Linked DNA regions of Mus musculus: all the other regions are linked to region 1. Evidence: chromatin loops called from intact Hi-C (ENCODE). Cell type or tissue: gastrocnemius. All regions are shown on one strand. Region 1 holds the start of Gm41296 (a long non-coding RNA gene). Region 2 has its middle 2.1 kb from the start of Gm22979. Region 3 holds the start of Pabpc1 (poly(A) binding protein, cytoplasmic 1). Region 4 has its middle 2.7 kb from the start of Ankrd46. Region 5 overlaps Spag1 (sperm associated antigen 1).

Region 1 (4,000 bases):
GTGAGTTCCAGGACAGCCAGGGCTATACAGAGAAACCCTGTCTCGAAAAACCAAAAACCAAGACCAAAAACAAAAGCAGTTTCCAATAGTCTCCTAAATGTGTGAGCACTGGGAGCTCTGCATTTGCTGGGGTTGGAAGGTCCGTCTGTGGCAGCTCATTTGATCCCTTCTCTTTCTACACTGGCTGTAGAAAACTATTTTTTGTCTATCTGGAAAAGCCATTTGTTTCAATATAAACCAATAACCAAATCCAATCTTTTCCATTTAAAAAAAGGAAAGAGTGAATTTTCTTAATATTTCTGTATTGAATGGCTTTCCAGGCACTGCAATTTATAACGGACTGAGCTAAATGTATTTATGGCTCCACAATCGTCCAAACACTGAAGTGATTTCATCCTTTAAGGAAATGGAGTAAAGATCCTGTCCATGGAGAAAGAGAACAAAAAAGAGCTTTGTTCACTGGGGCCGCTGAGGGGTAGCACAGTGCCTGTACCTGGTGCTTGTGTCCGAGAGTGGAGAGATGGGGGAGGGTCTTAAACCACACAGGGCCAGTCCTAGTGCTGTGGCATGACTCAGTAATTAGCAACTGTGCATGATACAGGCGTGCAAAATACAGAAACTATACAATAATGCAAAGTAAGCCAGACTCCTCCGCAAGCTGTGAGATCACAGACCTACACGGTGTAAGGAAAAAAATGACTTCTAAAAGTTGTTCTTTGGCCTTCGCACATATGCCATGCCAAGTTCATGCCTCTCCCCACAAACACAGTGAATTATTTTATTTTATTTTATTTTATTTATTTTGGTTTTTCAAGACAGGGTTTCTCTGTGTAGCCCTGGCTGTCCTGGAACTCACTCTGTAGACCAGGCTGGCCTCACAGAAATCCTCCTGCCTCTGCCTCCCAAGTGCTGGGATTAAAGGCATGCTCCACCATAAATAAAAAGACTTAAAGAAGTTCATGCATTCAGACTGATGTGGGGCAGTGAGCTGTGCACAGACAATGTGGTCCCTGGTCCAGTGCATGCTTTGAACCCCTGAGACCCGTGGGTGACTTATCACCTGCAAGAAATATCAGGTGTTTGGCCACGCCCCTTGGGCCCGGGAGTCCTTTCACAGCTACAGTCTCCCACAGCCTCCTGCAGAGAGGGGTGTGGCCATCAGTCACTTAGGGCAACACCCCAAGTCCCTGGTATTCTGTCTGGACTCCACCCCCACAGTTACCTGGCAACAGCCAGGTATGCTCCTCCCCACAGTTATATATGATATTACATAGATGTACATACACACACATATAATGTGTGTGTGAGAGAGAGAGAGCTACTACAGGGTACAGCTCACTTAGTGCTGAGAACTGAACCTATGGCTTAGTGCACACTGAGCATACGCGCCCTCTCAGCTGCACCTGAGCCTGTCAGATCTCAGAATCAGCACTTTCCACCCCACAAATGTGCTGCGCATCACAAATGTGTTCAAAAGCTCAGAACTCTCACACATCCACAGTGGTGGGGACCAGACGCATTCTGGATTTCTGCTTGTCCGACATTCTTTGTGTTCTGATTGGCAGCTGAAACCGCACACTGTTTCTTGGGGATGCTTCTCAGCAGCCATGCCTGCAATTAAGAGAGAAAAGCAATTCAATTTGGTAAGAATCATTTACTACTCTGGAGTGATAGTCCTTCGGGGAGTTGAATGTCAGATACAGATCAAATGGCTTCTATGGAAATGCAGGAAAGGTCTGGGGACCTTTTAAAGGACTAGAGATGGTGGCACAGGTTTGTGTGGTGTCACAATTGTCACTGGAGCTTAATGGTTTTTGCAAAGTTGTGTATTTTGTTTGGTTTTTGGTTTTGAGGCAGGGTCTCTCTAAATAACCCTGGCTGTCCCAGAACTCATTATGTAGACCATACTGGCCTTGAACTCACAGAGATCTGCCTGCCTTTGTCTTCTGAGTGCTGGCATTAAAGGAGTGTGCCACACCAGGCCCAGCCTCAAGCTGTGTTTTAGTCCACACACATGGGGAGGAGAGGAGGAGAAGAGAAAAGGCAGAGTCATTGAATTCTTCCAAGGCAAGACAGGTGCTAAGGCAACTGTCTGGGAGCCCTGCTGCAGATGCAAAGATTCTTCAATAACTAAGGCTTCTGTGGCCACGGCTCCCTCACCTTACAGTAGTTCTGGCACTTGATGCTAACAAAGTTATCTGAGTCTGTGGCTATTCTGTGGAAGGGAATTATAAAAAAAAAAAAAAAAAAAAAAAACAGAGGAGACTTGGAAAATCTATGCTAGTCTTAAAACCAAAAATAACCAGGTAAATTATTAATACAAGAAAAAACAAAGCTAAGTATGGATGAAGAAGTATACTACGTGACTGTCAATAACATTTATACAGAAGCTACACTGTGCCAGCTGTCAACACCCTGTCCCTTTGAGGACCCAGGGCCTTGGATCTTCCTTACAGCTTCCATGGTGCTTGGCAACACTTGGCCAGTAGAGGGCACTGCAGTGACACTACAGAGGATGGGCATCCTTCTAGGAGACAGTGCCTTTTGCTCCTAGGGTTTAGAGGTCAACCGTGAAGGCAGAAGAAGTGGAGTCATCCCTTCAGTCCGCAGCATGGACATTTTTCTATAGAATCCCCACACCTCACATGGCTCTTTAATAGAGGTGACCTTGCCAGTCCCTCCTGGCCACAAGCTCACTCATGTAGACCCTAGAGCATCCCTACCTGTGTAACTCCAGTCTGAGGCAGGAATGTCCCTGCTCAGCATCCTTCTAGTCTCTAGGAGATATTCCATGGTTTCTTTTCTTCTGTGACTGCTATAGGACCACTAAGAGCCTGTGTTGTAACTCTTTGTTGTAAATATGCTCCTACATATTACTGGTGGATTTTGTCTCCCAGAAATGAATTATTGTCTAACCCCAGTGGATGGAGTCACCTAGAAAGACGCGGGGACATAAAAGGAAAGAAATACCTTTTCTTAAGATCTTAGGTTCACATCTACCTTCATAAGAAAATAGATTAACAAGGGAGAAAAAAACCCCACAAAGTTATCCAATGTACTTCCTGTTCTGTGTAGTACGAGATCACCCAGTAATGGAGACTTAAGAAGGCAAAGAATGCTGTACCTATTTATGCTTAAGTTTAATGGAAGCCAGGACCAAAGTTGGTTTCTACTAATAGTAGCAGTGGCAAGTCCTATGTTGGGTAGCCTTTGCTGTGAGTGTGTCACCAAAGTCACAAGCAAGATGTTTTCTGCGTGGCCTCCCCAACAGCCACTGAGAATTATGCGAAGAAATATAATGAACTTCAGATGAACTTGAAGATATCACTATTCTAACACATTTCTGGAAAGTGGTGTGCGAATATAACATCTCTCTGGCTCTTGCTGACCTAATCTCTAACGGGGGGGGGGGGGGGAGCGGGACACTTATCTTTCTCTAAATTTGAGATAACCTATAACTTGTAGGAGTGTTACACAACTGATCAGTACTGACAGTTTTGTTTTCTTTATTGTTTTTAAATTTCTATTTATTTATTCTATGTGCATGAGTGTTTTGCCTGCACGTATGTCTGTGTACCACGTGTGCCTGCTGCCCATGAGGCCAGAAGGGGTCCCCTGGAACTGGAGTTACAGATGGTTGTGAGCTGCCATGTCAGGTGCTGGGTTCTGAACCTGGGTCCTCTGGAAGAGCAGCTGGTTCCCTTAACCACTGGGCCATGTCTCCAGCCCCCACCATGATTTTTCATGATTCTCAGTGTTTGAGAGTAGAGCTATGGCCCCAGTCAGCCTCAGGGGTTAGGCTAGGAACAAAAATGAGGCAAATGGTACTGCCTGGGTGGTAGCAAAGAAGAATATGCACACAGGGCTCAATCAACATGTCCCCACTGCATAAAAGTCACCCTCATTCCCAGGAGTCTCCATTAGGGCCTCTGTGTATCCTAGAGACAGCCCTCCCATCCTATCTCCCTCCATCAACTGCAACTTTAAAGTTGTGTGTGTG
Region 2 (4,000 bases), 540 kb after region 1:
TCAAACTTCTGGTCCCTTTGCCTCCACTTCCCAGATGCTGAGATTGCAACCGTGTTGTCACCATGCTAAGCTTATGTTAACCCCAACACTTCACATGCTAGGCACTCTACCAACCGAGCTTCATCCCCATCTAGATAACACTGAATTTGAGAAGAACATATACAGGGGAAATGCTGCAGAGGGGAGGATTGTCACTGCTGACCAAGGTAGGATGAAATGGCTTTAACAGAGACTTATTTGAAGAGACAGGAAGAGTACCATTTATTGTAGGTGGGAGTGTCAAACAAGTGGAGTTCATTGACTCCTTAGGTTACACAGGTACTTCCTTATCTTTACATGAACACCACATTTCCTCCAAAGACAGTTCTGTTTACCCCATGCCCCCACCCTGGCTGCTGATCCTACCAACTGAGCATGTTGGTCCAGGTTGTTCACTACCCCTAGCTATCTTCCAGAGTAACACAGTGGCTCTCTCTTTACTGCACAGTAACACAGTGACTGGCTCTCTACTGCACAGTAACACAGTAGTTCTTTTCTCTGCTGCACAGTAACACAGTAGTTCTTCTCTCTGCTGCACAGTAACACCGTGACTGGCTCTCTACTGCCTAGTAACACAGTAGCTCTTCTCTCTGCTGCAGAGTAACACAGTGGCTCTCTGCTGGTCTCCATGCCACCACCCTTACTTCTTTCCATCCTATACATCCTTTTCTCTAAGATGCTCTGCACTGTCCATGGGTAGATATCAGTCTTAACATTCATTCATCCACAACTCTTGAGACTGATCTGTTTCTTCTTAAGAACTTTTTTTCACCAGCCCTGTCCGCCAGTGCCCTGGTTTCCAGGTGCATCATCATCATCATTACCACCACCTATATGAACTCTGAATATATAGCTATGTCTGGCCTGGAACTCACTGTGTAGATCAGGCTGGCCTCAAATTCACAAGAGATCTGTGTTTGCCTCTGCCTCCCAAATACCTGGATTAAAGGTATGTACCACCACTCTTGGATAAAGATTATTTTTTAAGTAATAAATCTGCTTTTGATTGATTCAGATAAATTCTACTAAAGGAGGATCAGTAATCATTTCCTTTAGTATCAGAAAAAAACAAGGCATTATGTGTGGCTGGCAATAAAATGCAGTCTTTTATATTTCATGTCTTTCCTTTAGCTTTGACTTTGTTGATGCTGTTGCTCATGGCCTTTTCCTTGGAAGTGTTTTTTAACTGATTCCAGAGACCCCAGTTGGCCTTGCTTTGGGGTCCAGCATCCCTGTCTGCTCTCAGTTTATCTGTTCTGCTGCCCCTGTCACTTGTTGATGTGGCTAGAGGGGGATGGTATCTCATCCTCTGCAGCCCAAGGACCCAGCAGCTTCACTCCTTCAACAGGTTGTCACACTCACCCTGAAACAGGCCATCAGCATCACTCAGATCCCTGAGAGCCCCAGGGGAAAGGAGTAGGGACAACAATGTCTGTAACGAGTGATTAACAGCTTTTCTAATGTGCCTAACATTTCCTGTCCTTGCATGTTTAGTTCAGGGTTCCCTGTTGTCTGCCCTCCTATTGCTACGCACCCATCAAAATCCACTTCACCTTATGGTGCTTACAGGTCAGCACTGTATCTCTCCTCTAGTGGATTAGATGTTCCTTTGTTCCACTGTTGAACTCCATTACAGTATTGCCCTGTCCTGTACCAGTGTTACCAGTCGGATGGCTGGGATCTTCTTACTCAGATAGAAACTATAAGCAGCAAAGACAGACCAGCTTGTCAAGGGCTGGCCTTTGCCGCTTTGCTTTCTGAGCAGATTTGAGCAACAGCTGCAGACCAGGAAGAGCAGCAAGTGGTGCCATCTAGTGTTAGTTCTCCTACAGGCCTTGCATAGCCTCACGCTTTGCTCTATGGCCATCAATAAGCTCCACAAATATTAGACTTGGTTGTAGGATGTGGAAGTCTGGACTCCTTAGCCCCCAAAGGTGGGCTACGATTCTCAGGATCCAGGTGCATCATCATTACCACCACCTATATGAACTCTGAATATATAGCTATGTCTGGCCTGGAACTCACTGTGTAGATCAGGCTGGCCTCAAATTCACAAGAGATCTGTGTTTGCCTCTGCCTCCCAAATACCTGGATTAAAGGTATGTACCACCACTCTTGGATAAAGATTATTTTTTAAGTAATAAATCTGCTTTTGATTGATTCAGATAAATCAATCTTGACAGCTCTCTAGAACTCTTCAGCCACCAGGGCCTGCACAGCCTTACTGTATCCTTCCAGCCTCTCCTCACCGTCTCTACCTCCCACTCATATTGTCCTGCTCCTGCTGTGCTCTGGAAATCTTCAGCTGACCCTTCTCTAGCTGCCAAGCAGTCAGCCACCTTGCCATGCTGCTTAGCTGCTCGGCCATCTCTGCTGCTTCTTGCTGCATATCAATTTCCTCCTATCAGCTGCATTCCTCAAAGCAGGCAAGGGATGAGTGAGATGGCTCAGTAGGTACAGGTGCTTGTCACCAGGCCTAAGAAGCCAAGCTTAGTCTTTGAAACCCACACAATCAAAAGAGAACAGACACTGTTGGGTTTTACTATGACTGTCCTATGCTCTCGAGAGCGCACACGCACACACACACACACACACACACACACACACAAAGAATCTAAAAAATATATAAATAAATGAATAAACGTTAGAAGCAGACAAGAGGACTTTTATTGAGCTTTTTCCCATTACAAGAGCAGGAGAGCATCGTAACAGAGTGTTTCCTAGGCATCCCACCAAATAAAATCAAATACCCTGCTCATATAGCCAGAGGAAGGGTATGTAATGCCAACACAGTATTACGCGTTTAGATCCAGTCAAAGGAGTCTCTGTTAGGTCTCTGGTTGGGGGGCACTACTCCCCTGGCTTAAATGGAAGTGGTTTGAGGGTCAATGAGAGTTCATTAAGGCTTGGGATAGCAAAAAGTGCAGGGGAAATAAACCTAGGAATGATACTGGATGAGGTGGTTGTGTAGATGCTGGTAAAGACGTGAATGTGACAGCCTATCAGGGCAGCAAGGAAGAGTGCAGTAGCTTCTAACTAGGGAGTCAACCTCCTCAGGAATCTTTATCTACAGGAAAATGAACATGGGGAGTGCTCACTATCAGAGATTACACAAACACAGTGGTTTTAAACATTTTTAAATGTGTATCTTTGTGAATATATGCCATGTGTGTGCGAGTGCCTGCAGAGGTCAGAAAAGGGTGTCAATTCCCAAAGTTGCAGTTCTGGGCAGTTGTAAGCAGTGTGGTAAGGGTGCTGGGAACAAAACTCAGGTCCTTTGAAAGAGTAGCAAGTGCCCTTATCAGCTGAGCTGTCAAATTCTAACTGGTTTAATGGTTAGCACCTGCCCAGTGCCCTAGGGAGTGAGGGCACTCTCACCTGTTTATAAACAAGCCTCATTAAGAAACTGTGCCCTGTTCATCTTTGCATGAATAGCATGTAGCTTGAGCTTACTTTTGAGTTTGGGTATTTTAAGCCTATTTGTCAACGCTAAGGAGAATCCTCAGAGAAGAGGGTAGTGGTTGTTACTAGCTTAAAGGTGGCAGCTGAGGTTCTGATTGAGACCTGTGTCAATTTGGAGAAGATAAAACTTTGAACACTGCCTAGGTGGAATGTCTTGTTGCAGTGGTCCCAGGAAGAAAAGAGTCTCTGCTCGGAGAAGACCAGCTAGACAGGCGATGGGGGTCAGGCTGTGCATTCTTGGAACACTGAATGAAAGCCAAGACTTTAAATGTATTTGGTGTGATAGGTTCTTGGCTGTTTCTGATCCCTAAAAAGGAATGTCTGAAACCAATAAACACAGTCACTCATTTATTCATAACTTTTGTTTTGTTGGTTTTTTTTTTTTTTTTTTCAGGTCAGTGGCTATGTAGCTTAGGCTGACCTGAAACTTGGTATGTAGACATGGCTGGTCTCTATGGAGATCCTCTGCCTCCTGACTGCAGAGACTATAGAGGTGTGA
Region 3 (4,000 bases), 100 kb after region 1:
AGAGACATATGCTCAGTGGGTAGCAGCACTTGCTCTCCCAAAGAACCCGAGTTTGATTTCCAGGACCCACACTAGGCAGCTCACACCCAACTCTATCTCCAGCTCCAGATCTGATACCCTCGTCTCACCTCTGTGAGCATCATTCATGTGTGGCATACACTCACAAACACACACTTTTTATTTTTAAAGGTAATCTTTTCTTTCAAGAGGATATGTAAAAAACAGTAGGTAAAGGTAGTGATTGTACCTGGTTTTAACTTTTGCTGCCATCTTTGCATATTACAACGGTCTTATGTTCATGTCCTTGGAATGTGTGCTCAGAGGAATATTGCAGGAGTTGGTTCTTACCTCCCATCATGTTGGGCCTGGGGAATCCAACTCAGGTTAGGCAGGGCAATAAACACCTTCACTGAGTTATACTGACAGCTTTCTCAAAGGCCTCTTCCGTTTTCATTTCGTTTTATATTGCTCTTTGCCTAGGAGCTTAAGTACTAAAATGATGTTGTTTTCTTTTAAACACTAACAATGGAATTTTCACTTTCATATTTTGAAGAAAAATTTTAGAATAGATTCTAATAGTAATATCCCACCTGATAAAGTGCTGGGATTCGATATTCACTACACCTTCAGGTTTATATTTATGGTGACCAGAAAAACCATTATTAACGTCCTGAGGATAAGAACTTTGCTTCGTTATCTTTACTTTAGGGTACCCAGCACACGATGGACATTCAATGACTATACTAATGGATTGATTTTAAACTACTTTCCTAGTAGACTGAACGGTGGTGTTTTGATGAATTATTGTTTTAACTAGAGCCTTATTTGAGTAAACAGATTTAGATTACATAGCATAATGTGTCTTCCTAAAGAACAGCCTTAAGCCGGGCAGTGGTGGTGCACCCCTTTAATCCTAGCAATTGGGAGGCAGAGGCAGGCGGATTTCTGAGTTCGGGCCAGCTTGGTCTACAGAGTGAGTTCCAGGACAGCCAGAGCTCCAGAGAAATCTTGTCCCGAAAAAACAAAAAAACAAACAAACAAACAAACAAAGAACAGCCTTAAATGATACTCATGTGTTAAGCATACAACATATTTTTCAAAACTGTTATCTTCCATCAATATGGGTGGGGAGGTGAAGATGGGGGAGAGGGGACAGCATCTGTGTAAGAGTCTCCGGACTTAAATTCTAACTGAGAAGAGTTATAACTAATTTACACTAGGCAATAGGCTAGGCTAACGATCATTGAAGAGCTGAGCAGTCATTTAACTTCTGACACCATTAACGGTAAAAATAGTACTATTTGCTTCACTTCCCACACATCATTGTCAAAGGATGTTTATAGAGGACTTCAAAAACTGTAAAACCTACTAAAGTGGAGTTTTTGGGTTGATGTAATGTCATTTCTACGAGTTGATATATTTGTGCCTATCAATCATTTATATTAATCCCCAAACCCTGGCATCCAAGAGCTAGATTAGGGTGGCCCTGACCTCAGAGATCTGCAAACCCCTCCTGCCTTTCCAAAGCTGGGTTAAAGGCGTGGGCACCACGCCTGGTGAAGTGGGTTAAAAGCGTGGCCAACCACGCCTAGTTAAGCAGGCTATCCAGGTTTGTTTGGGTAAGAGTGACAGATACCGAGTAATTATGAGAAACGCATACTTTAAAGGAAAAAAAATTTTTTTTTCGAGTCCTTTTTACCACTGTAAAAAATGTAGGAAGTGGCTAAGTGATTCCAACAGAACATCTTAAGCGCCAGACTCCCAACTGCCTTTATCCCATCCCCTCCCCTCCCCCTCGTCGGGGCCGCGGACCCGTGCTGGGTCACGCCCGGGACGGTTGGGGTCCGGTTGAGGTCAGCCAGCCCGCGGCCGTTGAGAACTCCAGCTCCCGGCAGGCACCGCTTCCGCGGCCCACGCGCGTGGCGGCGCTGCCCGCTGGGACTCGTAGTGCGGTCCGGGTAGGAGAACGAGGCAGTTACCCTGCCTCCTTCCGCGCACACCTAGGAAACCCGGCCGGCAAGGCTCACGCCCGCCCACCCGTTTCCAGCGCCGCTCGGGGGTGGGGGGCTAGCGAAGCAGAACCTCAGCCGGGGCGGAGGGAAGAGGCCGCCACTAGACGCGCACGTGGGGGGCGGTTGGCGCCCAGAAACCCGGAAGCCCCGCGCGCTGCCCACCCGCTGCGCTGACGGGTTAACGCTCTTTCGGGCGGGGGCGGGGCGTGTGCGCAAGGGGCGTGACCAGCGGCCGCGCCGAGGCCGCCCACTGGCCGTCCCGCCCTTTCCTGGCTTTGCGCAGCGGGAAGTCGGCCCCTGGCTGTGGCGCCTGCGCAGAAGCCCCGCCCCGCCTCGGGCCCAACCCCCACGCCCGCAGCAGCGGCAGCCGCCGCCACCTCTCCCTTCCTCTGCGCTTTCCTCCGCCTCCTCCGGCGCCGTCGCTCGCGTAGGGCCCTGGCGTCAGACGCGCGTGGGCGGGGCGAGTGCGGCGGGGGGTATAAGTAGAGGGTGCAGGAGGCGGTGCTTCCCCTTCTCCCCGGCGGTTAGTGCTGAGAGTGCGGAGTGTGTGCTCCGGGCTCGGAACACACATTTATTATTAAAAAATCCAAAAAAAATCTAAAAAATCCTTTGAAAAAACCCAAAAAAAATTTACAAAAAAATCCGCGTCTCCCCCGCCGGAGACTTTTATTTTTTTTCTTCCTCTTTTATAAAATAACCCGGTGAAGCAGCCGAGACCGACCCGCCCGCCCGCGGCCCCGCAGCTCCAAGCAGGAACCCAGAGACCGAGGCCTTCCTGCCGCCCGGACCCAGCACCGCCAGCCTCGCTCCCCCGGTTCCACGGCCGTTGAGTACGCGTCGATTCCGGTTGAATTTTGTCCCTCTGCGCTCGCCCCCGCTCCCCTCCCCCCGGCTCCGTCCCCCGGCCCCGCACTCGCTCTCCTCCTCTCACGGGAAAGGTCGCGGCCTGCGGCCCCGCGGGCAGCCGTGCCGAGATGAACCCCAGCGCCCCCAGCTACCCCATGGCCTCTCTGTACGTGGGGGACCTGCACCCCGACGTGACCGAGGCGATGCTCTACGAGAAGTTCAGCCCGGCCGGGCCCATCCTCTCCATCCGGGTCTGCAGGGACATGATCACCCGCCGCTCCTTGGGCTACGCGTACGTGAACTTCCAGCAGCCGGCGGACGGTGAGCGGCAGGCCGGAGGGTGGCGGGCGGGCGGCCATGCGGCCGGGGCGGCGGGCCTAGCGGGGCGGGCGAGGGGGCGGGAGGGCACGGCGCCGCAGCCCCTCGCGGGCCGGCACTTCCTCCTCTGCGACCATTTTCTCGCCATCGGTCGCTCTCAAACTTTAGGGCGATGACGCGCCCGGAGGGTGGTTGAGATAGCCTTCACCGCGCTCCCGCCACAAGCTGTGGGATTCGGGGGTTTCGAGTACCCTCCTGGAGCGGCGGGTGGAGGTACCCCTCCATCCCCTGCCCTGGCCCGGCAGTCAGGCCGGGGAGGAAGTACGATTCAGTGTTGGGAAATACCACGTGTTGAACCCTGTAACCTCACAGGCCCGAGGCCTGTTCCTGCCGGTGGCTCAATCGCTGGGAGGAGCCCTAGGCTTTAGAAGAAAGTTAAATAGGGTGATGCCTGGTGGTGGTGGTCCTTAGGGTCGTAAGCTCGTTCCTAATAGCACATCTCTGACCTGTGGACCAGGAAAGGCACCTTATACCATATATAATTGCTTGGGGTTTTCCCTAGATGAAGTATTCTTTAACCATGCCGTGGAGGAGGGGATGTGGAAGACTCTAGGGCACCAGACTCCTTGGCTCATTTTCAAACAAATTAGATCTTAAGTTTAATAGAAGTCGTTATTTAATGTATACATATGTATATTTTTTCTAAAATAGCACCTGTGGTTATGAATTTTAAACATGTTGACCAGTTTTGGTCCTAAATATTAGGGTAACCTGGATCAAATTATGCTGAGTTAATAGCATCCAACTAATGAAAGCTTCTTTGA
Region 4 (4,000 bases), 210 kb after region 1:
TTTTTTCTTTTCCTATTTCTTAATCCTTCCTTGTGAGCTAGAGGATGTACCCAGGGTACATCTTTGGGGTTCTTAAAAAAATCTGCAGTCACTGTTAAGGGTCACATTTTGGATGTGAGCAACAGGTTGGAGCAACAAATATATAGGCTCAGAGTTGCCTCTCAGGCTTGCCCCATCTCCCCCTACAAACCAGTCAGAGGTTCCATTCTTCCTGGTCAGGAACATGGGTTTTGAGGACGTCTCAGTCTGTTTGTGCAGAAAAAGCCTTCCCTTCTGACTCTCAGGTGAACAGACCTCGGCTTCACCCTGTCAGTGAGGTCACAGTATTATAAAAGTGGAAATGTAGCAGAGGACCAGCGTTTTGAAAGGACTGCATGGCAGAGGCCAGCTCAGGCAGGACTAAAGAATGCCTTTGCTTCTGTGTAACGGTCACTGGGAGTGTGTGTTGAGATTATGGGGAGAGTTAAGGCTGCTATGCAGTAAATCTTCAGTTCTGTTGGAGTCCCTGCGCTGAGCTCAGCTTCACACTTAGGCTGAAGTGAGCCCTCTGACAACCTAGAGGACTGGAATGTTCTGAGCTGCTCACTGAGCAGACGTCCCCAGGCTTTGGGGGACCAGTGGGAATCTTTAGCTTTTTCTGTGCCCAGACTTAACAAGCATCGGGGAATAAACTCAGGCCAGCAGGTTTGGTGGCAAAAGAACTTTTGGCAGCCAGTTGTTGGTTATTGATCCTCCAACACTCCTTTCTAAACCATCCCTGAGCAGCTGGTACAGTTGCATAAGGCAGCTCCCAGAACAAACCCTTTATCTGATCAACACGCACAGTAGTTCTGCACTCCCACAGCCTGGCAGCACAGTCCCCTGAGCAGGGTTTGCAGGGTGTTGGCTGTTGAGCAACTGTGGGAGGGAAGGAAATTACTGCTGGACACTATCTGTGTTTCTGTGGAGTGCTCATTTCCTCTGAGTGAAAGCCGGGATGGCTTTGGGTGGCTCTCGGTGCTTCTGGCATGGCAAAGAAAAACAACCATCTCCTTTCCAGGCTTTCGGCTTCATCGTTCTTAATTAAAACAAACAAACACACACACACACACACACACACACACACACACACACACAAAATCAAGTTGCAAGATGTTTATTTTGTAATTAACAAGGAAAAGAACTCTTATTTTGAAAGTTTGGCTTGCGACACTTTCTAGTTGTGTTGGTTCTTGGAAGAAAATGTTCTTGTGTTAGTTCTTGGCTTTGAATTTTTCCTCAGTTTTGAAAAAGAAAACTGATGTTGCCTGGCACATATATTTATATGGGTTTAAGTGTTTCAGACTGTTAGGGGATGGAGATTGATCCAGCCTAGTGCCAATGAATACATGCTATAGTATGGCGTTCGGTCAGCTCAGTCTGTGGTTCTGTCTGAGAACCCAGGGACCTTTGCACCTATTTCACTGTTAGTTACCAGACCTGAGACTTGTGGGAGCCACGCTTTTCAGGAGCATATCGCCCTCTCCTGGTCAATATATAGTACTACAAGAAACAAACAAAAAAAGACCTGGAACACGACTGCAGGGTCTCTTCATGTAGCCTTGGCTGTCATACAACTCTGTAGACCAGGCTGGCATCAAACTCACAGAGGCCCTTCAGCCTTTGCCTCCTGAGAGCTGGGATTAAAGGCATGCACTGTTAACCCTGCATTAGGAGGGACCTCTTTCTTTACAAGTCCTGAGTGTTTTTTAAAAAACACTTCAGCATTCTGAACACATCTCTTTCTGCACAGAGAACTGGTTCTGACTAGAGGATTGTATTCTTCAGACTAGGGTCCCCATTTGTATTTTTAAAAGTCTTCTGCATTTTCTGAGACCATGTAGGAAGGCTTAATCAGCACAACCTAGACTTTCATTTCCTGCTCTGAGCAATCTTCTGTCCTCGCCTTGCTTGGATCTAACTCGGCCTTCTCCACCCAGCCCTGTTACACATTCGGATTCCTGGAGCAGCAGAAACACAGCCGCCCACACTCCGCTCTTGTACAACTTTGAATCGGTCTTGACTGGGCGCAGGTGATTTTAAAGTTCCTGGGGTGATTCCACTGTGCCACTCGGTGGAGACCCACTAAGCAAATAATCCCCAATGCAGCCCACGTGCCCATCCTCTTGTGGAGGTGCTGAGAATTCAAGGGTAAACGTGGGACTCTGTAACACAGATCGATCCTTCGCTATCACCACAGGAGCCATACACGTGGTGCCCTCTAACTCCGAAGAATAAATATGGAGTCTCAGAATAAACATTTATCCAAACACATCACTGCTGTCTTTTCCTCAATGGAAAAGGCTCCTTTATTCCATTATCTTATCCCAGTTGGAACTTGCAACCAAATGTATCTGTGGTGACGAATACACAGAGGGACGTTTTCCTGATTAAAGTCTAAGATCAGACACAGATGGCAGCCTTTAAATGTCCGCTTCCCCACAGTCTCCAGAACCTACACACATGCAGCTCTGCGTAGTGTCTTAGTTTCTTTCTCTGTTTCTGTGATAAAGAAAGGTGACAAAGAAAGCTTGTGGAATGAAAAGCTTAGTTTTGGCTCATAGTTCAGGGCACAGTCCATCTCTTCAGAGAAGCTGTGGCCATAAACGCTTGAGACAGCTGGTCAGAGTGCATCCACAGTCAGGAAGTGGACAGCAACGGGTGCCTGCTTCTGCTCAGTTCCCTTCTCTGTGGACACAGGCCAAGGTCACAGCCAGGGAATGGTGTTGCCCGAAAAGGATGGGTCTTCCTAGTTCAGTTAATGTAACCAAGATAATGCTCTCCAGGCCCACCCAGGGCACCTCCTGGGTGACTCTAGACGCCATGTAGATAGTGTCACTCCAGGGAAAGGGGACTTTTCGAGAGTGATCATCCAAACGAGGGTCCTGAGATGAGGAGATCATTCTAGAGCATCTAAGAGTCTCCCACAAAGCACAGGAGTGTGATAAGATGTGAGAGAAAGTCTGAGAAGATTCTGGCATGGAGGCGAAATCCAGGGAAGAGAAAAGGCATCGAATGGAGGAATGGCCACAGCAGGGGGACAGAGGTGGCTTTAGAAGCTGAGTAAGGTAGGGAGTTTCTGAAGAGCCTCGAAAAGCAATGTAGCACTTGGATTTTAGCAGGGTGATAACACTGTGCGCCTTCCTGGCATGTAAAATGACTAAATATAATCTTTGATTTATGGTCACTCCCATTAAGTATCAAGATATTGCTGGGATATAAAAGTATCATCTATGAAGATGTTCAGTCTTCACTGTGTCAAGTCCGCAGACATGGGGACAAGGATTCAGAGAGCACAGGCAACTCACAGTCCATTTCCTTAATCTCCTCAGAGGAAGAAAAAAAGCTGCCTTCACAGTCCTTACATTTTCCCCATTGATCAGAAGCCATAATTCGTGAAGAAGAAAAGATAAATTAGAATACAATCAATAAACTCTCAAGTTGTTTGATACACCAACCGGGGAAGAATAAATTGTAAGAATAGAATTATCATTTAAATTACCCAATGATTTGGCACAGTGCATGGGCATATATGAAGATATTATGGACTTAGCCACTGACAAATTGATTAATGTATCCCCAATTTACAGAATATTTATAGTCAGTCACTGCACAAGTAAATGTTAAATAGCTAAAGATGATTGGCAGCCCTGGGGATGGCTGAGCTCACCCTGCCCTGGTGTGTGGCCTGTGTGTGTATATGTGCACAGGCCCATGCATTCACAAACATGAGTGTGCAAACACTTAACATGCACTTGCACATGGAGACCAGAGGTCAGCCTCAGGTGACATACCTTAAGAGCCAATCATCTTGATTTTTTTTTGAGAGGACTCTCATTAAAGCCCATGAATAGCCCAGGCTGGCAGACTGGTCAGGGGGACCACTGAGACCCAGCTATCTCCTACTAGCCAGAACTTGGATTACCACATGCCAGCATGCTTGGCTTTTTATGTGGGTTCTGGGGTGACTTCAGGACCTTAT
Region 5 (4,000 bases), 530 kb after region 1:
AATCAAACCAATCAGGGACCTATGTACTGACTTCAATATTTGAAAATTCCCCAACACTTCCATTGTTGATTTGTCTCCCTGAAGGCAATGGCATAAAAAGCATGAAATCATTTTTTAAATGCTTACCTCAGCACATAAAGAATTTTTTCCAGGTGTTTCACATCTGAACAGTTTTCAATATACTTGAAATCCAAATGTTCGATGGGAATTTTAAATGTTTTTGTTGTTCCAAAGCCCCACAATGATGGACAGTCCTTAGCCTTAGCAGTCATGGCTGAAACATAATGTAAAAAAACAGATGTGAATCTAATATACATAATTTAGCTCAATTATATATATCATATAACATTATCATATGTATGTAATAATATATATACACACATGTATATGTATATATGTATGTATATATAATTTAGCTCAATCTAGGTAGTCCTGAGTGATCTTAGAGGGAAATAAGCAGAGTGATTTTTTTTTTCCTCAAAGAGGAAGGTTGTCTGTTTTGAACTTTCCTCTCAATATTAACCAAGTCAAAATATTCATCATACATGTATTATCTAAGACTTCACCTTAAACAAGGCCTGACAGAACGATAAAACATTCGGGTGCAAAAACTACAGGTTATATAAAAATCAGGTTTGAGGGCTTCTTGATGAAGTAGAACTGCATGCTTCTGACATGAAGTGAAGCTGTCACTGGGTGCTAGAAAGTTAAGCCCTCCCACACAGATGTGGGCACAAGCGACAAAGCCTCCTGAAATGAAGTTGTGTATCTCAACAGGTTGGCACGTAACAGTCGGTTGCTAAGTGTGGGACTGAGGAGATGGCTCAGTGGCCGAGAGCAGAGCCCGGGGTGGACTGCCAGTGTCCACAGCAGTCCTGTCATTTCTCCTCCAGGTCATCTGGGGCTGTCTCTGGCTTCTGTGGACACAGGATGTGTGATGCAGACACACATGCAGGCACAATCTTTATATAATAAAATAGTAGTCTGTTTAAAACACTCTTAATTCCTTCCCCAAACTTAAAAAATCTAAAGAATTAAACAAAGACACAAAGTGGAGCCAGATGCCTTTAGCTCCAGAGTTTGGGAGCAGGCGGATCTTTCTGAGTTCTAGACCAGCTTGGTCTTCTTTTTTTTTTTTTTTAAAAGATTTATTCATTTATTATATGTAAGTACACTGTAGCTGTCTTCAGACACACCAGAAGAGGGCGTCAGGTCTTGTTATGGATGGTTGTGAGCCACCTTGTGGTTGCTGGGACTTGAACACTGGACCTTTGGAAGAGCAGTCGGGTACTTTTACCCACTGAGCCATCTCACCAGCCCCCCAGCTTGGTCTTCATATCAAGTTTTGGCCAGTCAAGGTTACATGGTGAGATCCATCTCAATAAACAAACAAAACAAAACAAAACAAAACAAAAACCCTATTTTTAAAAAGCTTTCAGATTTATAAAACTTTTGTATTCTGTCATGAAATCTCCACACTAACATAGATTTGGCAGAAAAACCAAACCAAACCCAGTTTTCCTTCTGTTGCTGGGACAAACACCATGACCAAAAGCAACTTGGGAAGGAGCAGGCTTATCTCATCTCACAGATTACAATTCATCACTGAATGGAGTGGGGCTGGAACTCAGGGCAAGAACATGGAGGCAGGAGCTGAATCGGAGGCCATAGAGGGGTGCTGCTCACTGGCTCACTTCCCAAGGCAGCCATCTTTCTTATAACTCCCAGGACCACCCACGGCAGGCTGGACCCTCCACCATCAATCATTAATCAGAAATACCCCACAGACTTTCCAATCTGATAGAGGCAATTCCTCAGTTTTAATTCCCTTTTGCCAGATGACCCCAGTTTGTGTCAATCTGACAATTAAAAACAAACACACAAAAAGCACATATTACAAACTTACGTTCACACTACGCAATAAAAGCACATTCATCAAGACTCACAAGCTTTTCTAAGTTCTTCTGAAGTATGTTTCTTTCTTTCTTTTTATTTCCCTGTGTAAAATCCTTAAACCTGTGGCAATTAGAAATGTTAGCTTTCTGGGCATTTAGATTGTTCTCGGGAGAATTTTTCCGTATTTCTTTTCAGTCTTTCTGTCTAAAAGCTTGATCATGGCTGGGTCTGATTTATTTGCCATCACCCTGCTCACATTCATTTCCTGTATTTCCTAATCAGTGTAGTAGTAATATCTCCTGTGCAAACTACCATAGCGTTTCCTGGTAACCCCAGTAACGTGAAAACTCAGCTTCTCCTACTCAGGCAGCCGGCGCCCTCTGCAGCCAGAAACGGAAGTGGCACGCCCCAGCCATGGCAACGGTTTCCAGGCACCGCCAGACCCAGGTAAAGTGTCTAGGACGAGCCTGGGAACTAGCTCTTGGGCCAACCTGCAAGCTTTGGCGCAGGGAGTCCTTCCTCCGGCTTGGGCTGGGGGCTGAAGCAGATGGCTGTCCCCAGGAAACCACAGTGCGGCAACTCCACCCCCGTGTGAACCACAGCGGTGGAAAGATCCAATCGCCTTCCCAGACTAGAAAGGACGTTCGTCGACAGTGTGCGTGTGCGGCCGCTTCTCCACGCCCCGAGGGTGCTCACCTGGGTCTCTGTAGCCAGCGGAGGATGCCGACCCGAGACCCGAGCCGGTGCCCAATGCGGCTGGGCGGAGACTAAGCCCTCTGACCCGCAATTGGCTACCCCTGCTGCCCGCTGATTGGCTTCACAGGCCGCAGCCAATTTCTGCCCTCACAGAGGGCAGACCCCCGCCCCCTTGGGATTTAGTCTGTTTTACAGTAAGTTAGAAGGTGTTTCTTTTTGCTTTGTTTTGATTTTTCGTGACAGGATTTCTGCGTGTAGCCTTGACTATCCTGGAACTCCCTCTGTAGATACGCCTGCCTCTCCCTCCCGAGTACTCGGATTAAAGGTGTGTACCACATACACCACTTAAAACGCTGTTAATAGACCGCTGTACTCCTAAGGGAAGTGGTGTCTAGTCCTACGTAACTGAAATACTTAATTGAAACGTCAGACTCTGTTGCACACTAGGTTTACTTATCTACCATCCTTTGAACAAGAATAAATGAAAGGCACATTTTCCTCTTTTCCTACAGCCACATTTCCTGAGAGGATGGTGAAGAGCAAGGTACCCCTTAGAGTGCTGGAGATACAAACATGATTGACAGAAGCAATTCAGATGAATAAAACAGTAGAGGTCGTTTTGTGGAGAAACTTCCATTTTAAATACATTTCAGATTTGGTGCCCAGTTCATAACAGGAATCCAATAAATTCTCCTTTTTAGAAAAGTCTGCAGGAAGGGGCCACTGTGGCTGGTATCAATTCCAATGCTCAACCCATTACATTTATATACTTACTTAGGGTTTCATGTTGGAGAATGCTAAACTGCATATTTATAGATGAAGACTCAATCTTTCGGATAATCCTTAAGCTGTCTCACTTATGTGAACAGCATCCAGACAGCAAAGCGAGTCTCAAGCAAACACCTGAACTTCCGAAGCACTGATTTCCTGCAGAGGAAAAACTGTAACAATCTGGAGAAAGGCTGTCATGCCATGCATGGGCTTGTAATTTTCTTTCCACACTTCATGTTTTCTTCTGGCTATACAATCTGTGCTGAATTGAAAAAGGTCAAAATAATCTGAAGACTGTGGGCAAGCAAAAAAAATATCTGTAGTCATAAAGAGACCAACAAAGAGATATGTAAAGAAAGGCTTAAGCCTGTAATCCCAGCACTCGGGAGGCAGAGGCAGGCGGATTTCTGAGTTTGAGGCCAGCCTGGTCTACAAAGTGAGTTCCAGGACAGCCAGGGCTACACAGAGAAACCCTGTCTCGAAAAACCAAAAAAAAAAAAAAAAAAAAAAAAGGCTTAGTAAGAGTTACACGGCTAACTCACAAGAGCCAACAAAGTTTATTCTTACAGAGCTCTTCAACAGCAAAGTATTTCAAGCTGTGCCTGGTAGTGTAGGCCTGCACTCCTAATTACCCAGG

Evidence for each region. Peaks named below come from ENCODE experiments on the same cell type or tissue, not always from the same donor. Only the 100,000 strongest peaks of a DNase experiment are listed, where the experiment ranks them.
Region 2: a loop joins it to region 1, with 5 times the contacts of the local background. A loop is called at or near these places in 21 of 42 quality-filtered maps.
Region 3: it touches region 1 in a loop (3-fold over the local background); 29 of 42 quality-filtered maps call a loop at or near these places.
Region 4: it touches region 1 in a loop (6-fold over the local background); 29 of 42 quality-filtered maps call a loop at or near these places.
Region 5: it touches region 1 in a loop (10-fold over the local background); 24 of 42 quality-filtered maps call a loop at or near these places.

The regions. Positions count from the first base shown.
Region 1 is chr15:36,707,116-36,711,115 of GRCm38, reverse strand. Gm41296 (a long non-coding RNA gene) reads left to right here and starts at 1,498. Exons shown (of 3, transcript XR_875148.3): 1 at 1,498-1,643. In gastrocnemius, a CTCF peak has its summit at 2,492 (motif pointing right); a DNase peak (open chromatin) is centred at 2,488.
Region 2 is chr15:36,165,711-36,169,710 of GRCm38, reverse strand. It overlaps a transcript of Fbxo43 not described here. Among named protein-coding and RNA genes, the nearest start is that of Gm22979, 2.1 kb to the left of the region's middle. In gastrocnemius, a CTCF peak has its summit at 1,847 (motif pointing left); a DNase peak (open chromatin) is centred at 1,832.
Region 3 is chr15:36,607,493-36,611,492 of GRCm38, reverse strand. It overlaps Pabpc1 (poly(A) binding protein, cytoplasmic 1), which reads left to right and starts at 2,520. Exons shown (of 15, transcript NM_008774.3): 1 at 2,520-3,179. The coding sequence starts at 2,987. In gastrocnemius, a CTCF peak has its summit at 1,936; DNase peaks (open chromatin) are centred at 2,382, 2,882, 3,069, 3,404 and 3 more places; H3K4me3 peaks cover 2,623 bases; H3K27ac peaks cover 2,848 bases.
Region 4 is chr15:36,497,500-36,501,499 of GRCm38, reverse strand. No RefSeq gene overlaps it. Among named protein-coding and RNA genes, the nearest start is that of Ankrd46, 2.7 kb to the right of the region's middle. In gastrocnemius, a CTCF peak has its summit at 1,506 (motif pointing left); a DNase peak (open chromatin) is centred at 1,584; H3K4me3 peaks cover 642 bases; H3K27ac peaks cover 1,989 bases.
Region 5 is chr15:36,177,970-36,181,969 of GRCm38, reverse strand. Spag1 (sperm associated antigen 1) reads right to left here. Exons shown (of 20, transcript NM_001359982.1): 2 at 3,367-3,519; 3 at 127-274. The coding sequence starts at 3,400. Among named protein-coding and RNA genes, the nearest start is that of Spag1, 3.2 kb to the right of the region's middle. In gastrocnemius, a CTCF peak has its summit at 2,283 (motif pointing left); DNase peaks (open chromatin) are centred at 2,364 and 2,587; H3K4me3 peaks cover 1,204 bases; H3K27ac peaks cover 745 bases.